Linked DNA regions of Homo sapiens: region 1 is linked to region 2. A link is a loop called in an ENCODE intact Hi-C map of the cell type or tissue named here. Cell type or tissue: ascending aorta. All regions are shown on one strand. Each heading gives the region's core, and the rest is flanking DNA. Links, peaks and the distances in the headings are about the cores only.

Region 1 (5,370 bases), core at 302-5,301, 73 kb after region 2:
GGCCTAAGTCTCTTGTCCTTTCTGGGCTGCACAGGGAAAAGGAAGAAGGCCTTATCTTTCTCTCATGCTTCCTCCTGCTCTCAGTAGAGGTGGGTTCCCAAAGGTCAATAATGTGATGCCATCACCCCCTGAGCACTCTCCACTCCAATCCCCTCCTAGGAAGGCTTCCTAGATTGAGAAGAACTGCTAGGACCAGGGAATTCCCAGAGCATCTCCCTGCTCCACCTGAAACACGTACCTGAAGAGCAGTCAGACGAATGGGTCACGTGCGTACAGCCCCCTGCATGGTCTCTAACTTTTTCATGCATTATTGCATTCAGTGCTGATAGCCAGGGAAAGTGGGGAAGAGGTGGAGTGACTTGCCCAAGGTCCCCAGGTATTCCACAGGTGGAGCTAGGACTGGAAGCCCAGCCATGACTTGTAGTTTAGGGCTCTTTCTGCCCCTGGCACTGCCAGCCTCTCTGGATGCTGGTGCCTCCCACTTCACCCATCCTGGGTTCTCTCCTAGGGAGCCACAGCCTCTGCAGCATGCCCAGCCTCAGGGCCTGGCCAGGCTCCCTGTTTCTTATCAGGCCAAATTGGACCCTCCATCCTGGCATTCAAGTCCTCCTGCGTGCCCCTGGCTAAGCTTGCTCTTCCGAATGCTCTGTAACATTCTTCCCACACCAGTACACACACACACACACACACACACACACACACACACACACACATTAAAGCAGCACCTGAGTGAATTAACAGCCATACAAGGCAAGTCTCTTCACTGAGCCTCAGTCTTCTTGAGTGTAACATGGGACCGTGAACAGTATTACCGCACAAGGTTGTGGGGATGCTGAAATAGACAATGCAGGTAAAACATCCTGCATAAGGCTTAGGATTGACTGCAGGCCTCATTAATGGTAGCTGCAGGCATTATTGGTTGTACTTCTCTGCGTCTCTCCCAGTCCTCCCCACTCCTGTCCCCAAGAAAGCTCCCTCTGCCATTGCCTGTGGAGACTTCTCCCTCCTCTGAGCTCTAGCAACCCTTGGAGCTGTAAGAAAGCCCAGGGTCAGGTGGCTAGCAGGCAGAGAGATTTTAGGAGGCAAGTGAGTGGAACCCAGACCTCCTCGCCTCGATTCAACTAGCGCACTTCTGCTCCAAAGCTTTGTACACATTGGGGTGCTACCTTACAATTCTGTCGGTAAAAAGGATTCCATTGCTGATAAAGTCTAAAAATCACTGACTTAAACCACCCCACCTCTCACTCCAGGAAAGGAACCTGAGCCCTTGATTGACCTGGGGTCACAGTGGGAATCACTGACAGGCTTGAGCCTAGCCTGAGAGACCATAGTCCTAGCCACTTCCTGCCCTCCATCCTTTCAGACCTGGAAGTTTGATCCCTTGGCACGAGTAAGTTCTAGAGAACAAGGATTGGCCGTGTATGGTTATCCTCAGCTCCCAGCACCCAGTGCCCAGCCGGCAGGTGCCAGTCAGTGGAAAGCACAGGTCACAGTTCTGGGGGTCACCAATAGGCTGTGTAGACTTAGGTGAGTCCCTGTGCCTCTCAGAGCCTCAGCTGTCTCAAGCAAGCTGCTGCTCTCTGGCCCAAAAGGGACTGGGCCTGGCACACAGATGGCACTCAGCAAATGGAAGCACTCGCCCTCCCACCCTTCCTCTCAGTCAATACTTGCTCCATTGATGGCTGATGGGGACAGTGATGAATTACAGAAGATCTTGGAGCCCTGCCCACTTCTTGCACAGATGGGGAAACAAGTCCAGGGTGGGGAAGAGACTTGCCCAGGTGGGAGTGAGTCTTAGTGAGTGCGTCTGTCTCCTCAGTGGGGCAGGGAAGCTTTCGCAGTGTTACCAGGGTGGAGACAGGGCCTGGGGGTGGAAAGGAAACTGCTGAGGGTGGGGTCAGGGGAACAGGTGGGAGAGGGAAGGAGGAGGGTAGGGAACCACGGTGTCCAGTCCCCTCCAGCAGAGGGGCCAATTGAGGGAGCCTGAGACAGCTGTTTGCTCAGAAAAGTGTCTTAGTCACTAAAGGTTGTGGTGGGGAAAGTCCGTCCTCCCAGTCATGTCCTGGGAATCCGGATGGCGCAGGAAGGCCACCCGGTGACCCTAAGAGTGGCCACCTGTCCTCTCTGAACTGGACTTTCTCTTCTGGCCCTTCCACTCTTCCATGTGTACACATATGCCAAGTAAATTTGCTGTGGCCTCCTGGAACCATCTCCCCCATCCCTCTCACCCCTTAGGAAGAGTTCTGTGTCCCTCCATTACCCATACGCCCGCAGGAGAAACAGGCTTCTATGCCCTATGAAAGTCCTTCCTGAGATCTAACTTCCATCCCTCTAGCTGCAACCACAGTCTCTTTCCTCTTTCTGCTGCCTTTGAGCAGGTAATCTGGAGCTGGAGTTGGGAATGATGAGACACTCCCTGCAGTGAGGGCTCCTCACAAGGTGGGGAAGGGACCTTTGTAGTCCCCCAGCTGGGAAGAGAGCCATGGGATCCAGAGGTGATGCTGAGCTTGAAGATTAGATTTCCCAGAACAGACCCAGTTTCAGATATTCTGGGTGTTAAGGGCAACCTGAATTCAAATTCCATTTCTGCTACAGAACAAGAGCCTCAAAAAGACCCCCTAGAAACACCCCCAGGGCGCTTGCAACTGCTTTCCTGTGCACCTTTCATGTCCTAGACCTTAGTCCCATTTCCCAGGATCTATGATTGAGAAGAACCAGCCAGGCAGTTCCACAGAGGGAGGACAGTGCTGCATATTTTGGGGGTGCCATCTTCAGCTCATAGAGAGAAGATGGGTTAACTCAGCCCAGGCACCACATCCCTAGTGGGGCCTTGGGGTCCAGAAACTGTCCCCAGCTTCCAGTAGAGGATCCGGGCATAACCTGCCCTGGGGCACCCGGCTCTGGCCCTGGGCACACCTGGACCAGGAGCAGCAGAAGAGATTCAGGTCAGACCCCAGAGGGCACCCCCAGCTAGGCAGAGGGGAAAGGATCACTATGGGGTAGGGGTGTGGGCCGGTTGCCAAGCCCAGTTTAGGGACCCCACAGATCCCTGCAGCCCACGGCCCTGCCTCCCTCCCTCCCTCACTGGCGCTCAGCAGATCAATGCTGCCTTTGCTGACAGCTGAGAATCGAGCTCGCCTTCCCGCCCCTTCCCCCGCCCCTCCCGCTCGGCTTCGTCCCTCGAGATCCTCCCGGAGGAACCGGGAAGAGTTTGCTGCGGAAGGCTCACCCTGGGGCAGGGCCTGCGGAGGGAGCGGCTGGTGTGGCCGCAGCTTTCCGTGGAGGAAGAGGGAAAGAGGATCGGGAAACCCAAGTTACCAACCCTGTGCAGGGCCCAGGAGGGCTAAAGGAGAGGGACTGCCCCCTACAGCCAGAGAGATGGAGGTCGGGGACTAAGAAAAACTTTCCAGCTGGAGAGGGAATGCCCTGGGACAAAGTATCCCCTTTTCTGGCTGGGATTCTGTGGGCCTTGGGTAGGGGGTGTGTGTCCCCTCTAAGGCTGGCTTAGAGCTCATCTCCCAACACTCCATCTGCCCAAACCCAGTTCCCTGACCTGGGAGTGGGGCAGGGGAGCAGGCCCCTCCATCGGGGAGGATCCTCTTCTGGGCAGGGTGGCTCTTCCCCCATCACGATGAAGGGAAGCTCAGAGGTGGCAGTTGGTGGGAGAAAGACACACCCAGGCCCACTGTGTTCCACACACCCTGATGCTGCCTAGCAGCCCGTGGGCTCCAGGCCTTTCAGGTAAGAGCAGGACAACCGCCGCTGCCCACCCAGCCACACACAGCACTGGGCACACTTTAAGCACCCGCACCAGGCACACAGTGCTCGACCCCAACGGACACACCTCATCCCCTTCGGACTCCACCTCCACTTTCGCAGCCACCCACACCCGACCCATAACTCACACCTCACTGACTCCATCCCCGCACCTGGTAGACCCACAGCCACCCACCCTGCACACACAAGTAGACGCCGTTCCACCGGTCTACACCTAAACTCCACGGGACACTGCGTCCCTTCCCCTGCCGCCCGCGGCCACAACTCCACATTCCACTTTCCACAAGCACACACGAGGCGTCCCACCCCGGGCTGGCCTTCGGGGCCACACTGCCCCACGCAGCGGTGGACACCACTTGCACGCGTCCGGCTTCCCGGCCCCGCGCGCTGCCCCCGCCACGCGGTTCGGCCCAGGCACCAACTCGGCCGCCCGTGCGCCCTGCCCCGCCGCCTGCTCCGCGCGTTCCCTCCCTCCGCCTCGCCTCGCTTGCTCGCTCGCTCCCTCCCGATTTGGGAAGGCGGCCGCGGGGCGGGCGGGGGAGGGGCGGGGCGGGGGAGGGTGACATGTGAGCGGCGCGCGCCGGTGGCAGGTGGAAAGGCGAGCGGCATGGAGCGCGTAATAAGAGAGTTGGAGTCGGAAAGAGCAGCCCCAGTCGCCGGGGAAGCGGGAGGTCAGTGCGGGCTCCGGCGGCCCCCAGGCTCCGAGCGCCCGCCCGCGGCCCCGGCCCGGCCCCTAGCCCCCGCCGCCCGCGCCCGCCCCGGGTCGCCCCTCTGGCCCCGGGTCCGAGCCATGCGTCTCTGAGCGCCCCGAGCGCGCCCCCGCCCCGGACCGTGCCCGGGCCCCGGCGCCCCCAGCCCGGCGCCGCCCATGGCCGAGGCCCCCCCGCGCCGCCTCGGCCTGGGTCCCCCGCCCGGGGACGCCCCCCGCGCGGAGCTAGTGGCGCTCACGGCCGTGCAGAGCGAACAGGGCGAGGCGGGCGGGGGCGGCTCCCCGCGCCGCCTCGGCCTCCTGGGCAGCCCCCTGCCGCCGGGCGCGCCCCTCCCTGGGCCGGGCTCCGGCTCGGGCTCCGCCTGCGGCCAGCGCTCCTCGGCCGCGCACAAGCGCTACCGCCGCCTGCAGAACTGGGTCTACAACGTGCTGGAGCGGCCCCGCGGCTGGGCCTTCGTCTACCACGTCTTCATGTGAGTTTGCGACCCCGCGCCCTTCCGCGTTTCCCCGCGCAAGCCTGGCCTCCCGGGGCACGGCCGCCCCGCCCTGGCTCCGCCTTCTACCCCCCTGCCTCAGGGCCGACCCTCATCTCTCTCCCCCCAGGCCTAAGCCCGGTTTCTGATCCCCTCGCTGAGCCCGACCCTAAGCCCTGATCTCCCAGGCCTGACCCCTGCTTGACCTCGCTTCTGACCTCCCCGCACCGCAACTGCTTATTTCCATCCTGACCGCCAATCTCTGCTCCTCTGTCCCAGGTACTCCCGACCGCCAGCTGCCTCCCCCAAGTCCGCTTGGCGAAGTCTGGGGCCCCTGGAGTGGGCGCCCTTTTCCTCTTCCCCACCCCTGCCTCCCTGTGTCCCAGACACAAAGAGGAACCCTTGGCTCCC
Region 2 (5,370 bases), core at 164-5,163:
GAAGTTAATATGGCAGAGTGATAGGGCAGACCACCTTGCTCCTATTTCGGGTCCCTGCTGAATCTCTGCACATGTCAAGGATGAGTTCTCATGTATGGTCAAATGAGGAGTTTCTAGAAAAGAGCTCGTCTACCTAGCAAAACAATTGTATTTTTCAGTCCTAGGATATTTAGCTTTGGTGGGAGGAAGCAGATCTAAGGAGATTGTTAAAGGCCTCAGGTAATGAATGGTGAGATGCTTGTATTTGAATGTGTTGCTAAAAAAAAATAATGAAAAGAAAAGAAAAACATGCTAATTGATTTTCACCACATTAGGAGCTGCCTCTTAAAAAACCGAAGCAGTTGGTCCAAAATCCATAAGAAAATCTTTGACTACCACTGGTAGACTTCAGCACCTTGGAATGTTTTCAATAACCACAGTGAGACTAGTAAGAATACTTATAATATCTCTTCTGAGATCAGCTCTGCTGTGCTTATTCTTAAAAATATGGGGCCGGGCGTGGTGGCTCATGCCTGTAATCCCAGCACTTTGGGAGACCGAGGTGGGTAGGTTTTCTGAGGTCAGGAGTTTGAAACCACCCTGGCCCACATGGTGAAACCCTGTCTCTACTAAAACTACAAAAATTAGTCGGATGTGGTGGTGGGCACCTGTAATCCTAGCTACTCGGGAGGCCGAGGCATGAGAATCGCTTGAACCCAGGAGGCAGAGGTTGCTGCGAGCTGAGATCGCACCGTTGTACTCTAGCCTAGGTGACAGAGGGAGACTCTGCCTCAAAAAAAAAAAAGAAAATTTTTTTATATATATATGGTAGAAGGCTGGGGTGCAGTGGCTCACTCCTGTAATCCCAGCACTTCAGGAGGCCGAGGTAGGTGGATCACTTGAGGTCAGGAGTTCAAGACCAGCCTGGCCACCATAGTCAAACCCTATCTCTACTAAAAATACAAAAATTAGCTGGGCATGGTGGTGGGTGCCTGTAGTCCCAGCTACTAAGTAGATCACTTGAACCCAGGAGGTGGAGGTTGCAGTGAGTCAAGATCACGCCGCTGCACTCCAGCCTAGGCAACAGAGTGAGACTCCATCTCCAAAAAAAAAAAAAAGAGAGAGAGAGAGAAAAATTTATCCTCGTCCAGGCACAGTGGCTCACGCCTGTAATCCCAGCACTTCGGGAGGCAGGGGCAGGAGAATCCCTTCAGCCCAGAAGTTCGAGACCAGCCTGGGCAACATGGTGAGAACCCATCTCTACCAATTTAAAAAAAGAAAAAAAAAAAACAAGAAAAGAAAGAAATAGAAAAATTAGCGGGGGTGGTAGCACACACCTGTAGTCCTAGCTACTCAGGAGGCTAAGGTGGGAAGATCGCTTGAGCCCAGGAGGCGGAGGCTGCAGTAAGCCGAGATCGTGCCTCTACACCCCAGCAACACCCCAGCTTCGGTGACAGAGCCAGACCCTATCTCAAAAAAAAAAAAAAAAAGAATGAAAGAAATAACGAATTTATCCTCTGGAATGTCAAACTCTGTGACTGCCCTAAATAAATCAGTTAGTCCATCAAATTATAATGTGCTTTTAGTAATACATCGTCAGCCCTCTGCATCTAAGGATTTAACCAACCATGGGTCAAAAATATTTTTAAAAATTGTGTCTGTACGGAACATATGCAGACTTTTTTTCTTGTCATTATTCCCTAAACAATACAGTATAACAACTACATATATAGCATTTACATTTTATTAGGTATTATACATAACCTAGCGATTATTTAAAGTATGGAGGAAGCTGGGCAAAGTGACATGCACCTGTAGTTTCACCCAAGTTGGAAGCTGCAGTGGGAAGATTGCTTGAGCCCAGGAGTTTGAGGCTGTTGTGCCCTGATTGTGCCTGCATAGCTACTGCATTGCAGCCTAGCAACATAGTGAGACACCATCTCTTAAAAACAAGTATACATGGGAATGTGCAAGTGTTTTATGCAAATACTATACCATTTTATATTAGGGACATGAGCACCCAAGGATTTTGGTATCCATGAGAGGGTTGGCTGGGGAGTATCCTGGAACCAGTCTCCCATGGATACCAGGGGATGATTGTATTCACTAATGTTCTAGCTTTTTTGTCATTCCCCCCAACCCCTTATCATTATATTTCCTTCTTAGGTTCCTGGTTGACTTTCTAGAAATGCCACTTCCATTGTCCCTGCCGCTAACTTCATACATTACCTTAAAATTTTCCTATTTAAATTAGTTTGTGTTTTAAAATAAAGTGCTTTGCCTTGATACCAGTCTGTGCCTTTAAAGTGCCACTAACATAATGACAGATGCCTTTTAGAAATCATGCAAACTATTGTATGGCCATTGGCATCACTCTGTTAGTGTTAAAGAAGCTGTATTTTCTTTGGATTAGCCCTACCCAGTTTTGTTTTTCTTCTGTTAATGCTCAACAGAAAACTGAAGATGGTCACAACTTTCCGACCTTGTGCACATTGCTTCTCTGGTCTATTGCCATAGGATACCGTAGCAGTATCTTACAGACATCTTTGATGGCCAATCAGAAGCAGTTAAATTACCTTAAATTTTTTAAATGGAACTCTGACAGCCAATAAGAAATCCCGTGGGTGGGAACACTAACAACCCTTTGGCTTGTTTTTAAGAACAATTCTAAATTTTCAATATTCTGTTTTAGAAGCACATGATGCCCTAGTGCAGCTGCTATGTGCATTTGCCAGACATTTCCACGCCTTAGAGTTCCCCATAGTTTGAAGTCTGAATCTGACCCCTGTTCTGCTTCTCAAGGTAACTTTAAAACAGGAAGTGTACAAAAGAGGTAACTGATGACGTGAACAGCCAATCGTGGCTTTGTGTTCTTAGCCGATAAAGCAGTTCAGCCAATGGGACCACTGTGGAGGCAAGGTTTGGTGTCAAATAGCATGCTAGATTGAATGCCTTTGACTGTTAAAGTGGAAGGAGGCTGCAGGGCTTCATTGGAGCCTCGGAGTTTTTCACTGAGGCAGGGGTCAGCTGAAAGACAAAGAAAAATGGCGAATAGTTTGTTGGGGGGTGGGAGGACAGCTGTTCGGGTTTTCAGTGGAGTGGACATTCCAGACTCATGTTTCTGCATCTCCTGCTGCCTTTTGTTTCCTCCGTCCTTTGGGGGGTAGGGATAGGAGTGACTTAAATTCTCCCAGTCGGTGGAGGTATAAATAACTACATGTAAAATTAATGCAGTTCCCGGTAAGTTTAATTCTTTGTTTTGTGTTGAAATGATAGAAACTGTTTAGCTTCAGAGAGTGTAGACAAGTTGCACTGTTCAGAAAATGGCCACTTTACATTCCATGCATACCTTTTGGTGCACCTAGAATACCTTGCTGTGTTTAGATTTTGCATGTCCTTCAACTAGGATTTCTTTCCTAGTTGGGTATCGACAAGATCAGGTACATGGAGAAAGGCTAATCATTTTTCAGGGGCACACAGAAGCAAAACACTTTTCTCTTTGCATTGGGTAAACTTAACTGTTTTCCAAATAATTTTCCTTTGTTCAAGTGCCCTGAAGCTTTCCTACGGAATAAGCTGGGTTGTTGTGAGAGTTTTTCTATTTCCATGCACTTTGTTGACATCTGTGTTTTCAGATATGGAAGCAACACTGTTGCTGTTAGAAATTTGTGTGAAAATACGATTTGCACTGCTGCAGGTTCTAATGGTGAAGGCCCACATGCCAGTGTGAAATTTTCCCATAACTTTCTTGATTTACCAGTCTACCTCTAGATTCTAATAAGTAGTAGTTAATGTAGTAACAATCTTTGTTTTTAATGCACATTTTAGCTTAGAATGCTGGTTAGAAATATCTTCACTTATATTGACAGTGATGAGCAAATATTTTTCCACAGATTTCACACATTTTGTCAGGTGTTGATTTAGTTCTTTAAAATGATGTGAGCAAAGTGCTTTCCATTTTTCCGTATTAAATATTTAAAATCCTGCAGTTTGTGAATAGGAAAGTTAAGAGTATAGGCACCCTATCTTTTGCCCTTGATATGTATATATTTTTCTCTTTATGGATATAAAGCTAATGTAGGTTGCTAATCAGTAACCAGCCAGTTCTCATGAACAGTGAAATCTTCAATCCCACATACTAAGATCTATAATACACCTGATTTTAAAATGCAATTCTTTGTTTTCTTTTTATTTGCAAATATGGAATGAAGGTCATTGGAACATTTCTGCAGCAGACTCAGTGTGGAGCCGTCAGCCAGCAGCACTTAGTCTCTGGGTACGGAAAAGGAGCAGGCCCTATTAGAGGAGAAGTTTCGAGGGTGTCGATTTGCCTTCCCTAGCTTCCCCTCTAATAAAGGATTTACCTTAGAGGACTGATAGGATTTAGATTCGGGGCTCTTGGAGTTGTAATGATATAGCAAGTCAAAGTTCCTGGATGCAGGCCTCTGTCGTTGCTTGCAAAAGTGACCTTGAAAAACTGCTGGGGAGTTGAAAGATTGAAGGACAAAGTTTGTTTATACAGATTTGGACTGAAAAGCTCTATTTAAGATGAAAAGAGACTGTACTTCTGATATTCAAGTCGAGTGGTTAGTAGGAATATGTTATAGATTCAGATTAGGAATTTTCAGGGAATAAGACAATAGGGCTGCATTCATTCTCTCTCCCACTCTTTTTACTTCCCTCCCCCCAGCAAAAAATTCTAAATTCTTTTGGTATGATAGCTGAGTGAACTGCCTAACAGATTCAGAATTCCTTGCATGCTACCTTGTCTTCTTTGTAATCTAGAGGGTTCTTAGTGAAGGGGATAGATAGTATTTTAGGAGTTCAGAGTAGTTGTATTTGTGAAAGTTTTGGGGAATTAGAATGCTTATAATAAGAAAATGTTCATTCTGGGAATTTAAGTCCTAAGATGAAGAAGTATGTGTTAAGGATTACATTTTAAGAGGTAGTTATTTTGATTTAAATTTATTTGTTTGTCATTGATTATTTATATGTTATCAGTTGTTCCAGATTATATATATGATTTTAAAAACAGTTGTAGGTGCTGACTTGACCCTGTTGGCCCTAGGAGAAGGCCTGCAGCAGGGGAGGCAAAAGTGAAGGTGTGGTACAGTATGAAGTAAACTATAAACTTGAGAACTTTGTGGATTTGGCTTCTTGGAAAGATGCCCAGTCACTGCCTCTAGCCGAGGTTCTTCACCATTCTCTTTGAGAATGACCCACTACCTGGAAAAATGCACATGGGCATGCCTGTACAAAACCTTTGATGACTAAGTTATTTTTTAGTGTATGTCAAATGGTATTTAACACTTCAGCCAGATAAATGTTTACTAGACAAATGAAGAAAACTTTGCTTCCAGAAAGAGCAAAGACCTTCTAGAGAGCTAACTC

Evidence for each region. Hi-C counts contacts between places; a loop is a spot of excess contacts. Peaks named below come from ENCODE experiments on the same cell type or tissue, not always from the same donor. Only the 100,000 strongest peaks of a DNase experiment are listed, where the experiment ranks them.
Region 1: it touches region 2 in a loop (1.9-fold over the local background); 2 of 110 quality-filtered maps call a loop at or near these places.

Annotation. Positions count from the first base shown.
Region 1 is chr1:40,779,449-40,784,818 of GRCh38, forward strand. It overlaps KCNQ4 (potassium voltage-gated channel subfamily Q member 4), which reads left to right and starts at 4,339. Exons shown (of 14, transcript NM_004700.4): 1 at 4,339-4,959. The coding sequence starts at 4,646. In ascending aorta, for the core only: a CTCF peak has its summit at 3,380 (motif pointing left); DNase peaks (open chromatin) are centred at 3,128, 4,293 and 5,015; H3K4me3 peaks cover 2,459 bases; H3K27ac peaks cover 1,497 bases.
Region 2 is chr1:40,706,398-40,711,767 of GRCh38, forward strand. All of the region lies in intron 1 of NFYC (nuclear transcription factor Y subunit gamma), which reads left to right. Among named protein-coding and RNA genes, the nearest start is that of NFYC-AS1, 17 kb to the left of the region's middle. RefSeq lists a silencer at 2,417-2,466 and an enhancer at 2,509-3,135. In ascending aorta, for the core only: no CTCF peak of the experiment used is centred there; a DNase peak (open chromatin) is centred at 2,854; H3K4me3 peaks cover 2,917 bases; H3K27ac peaks cover 2,701 bases.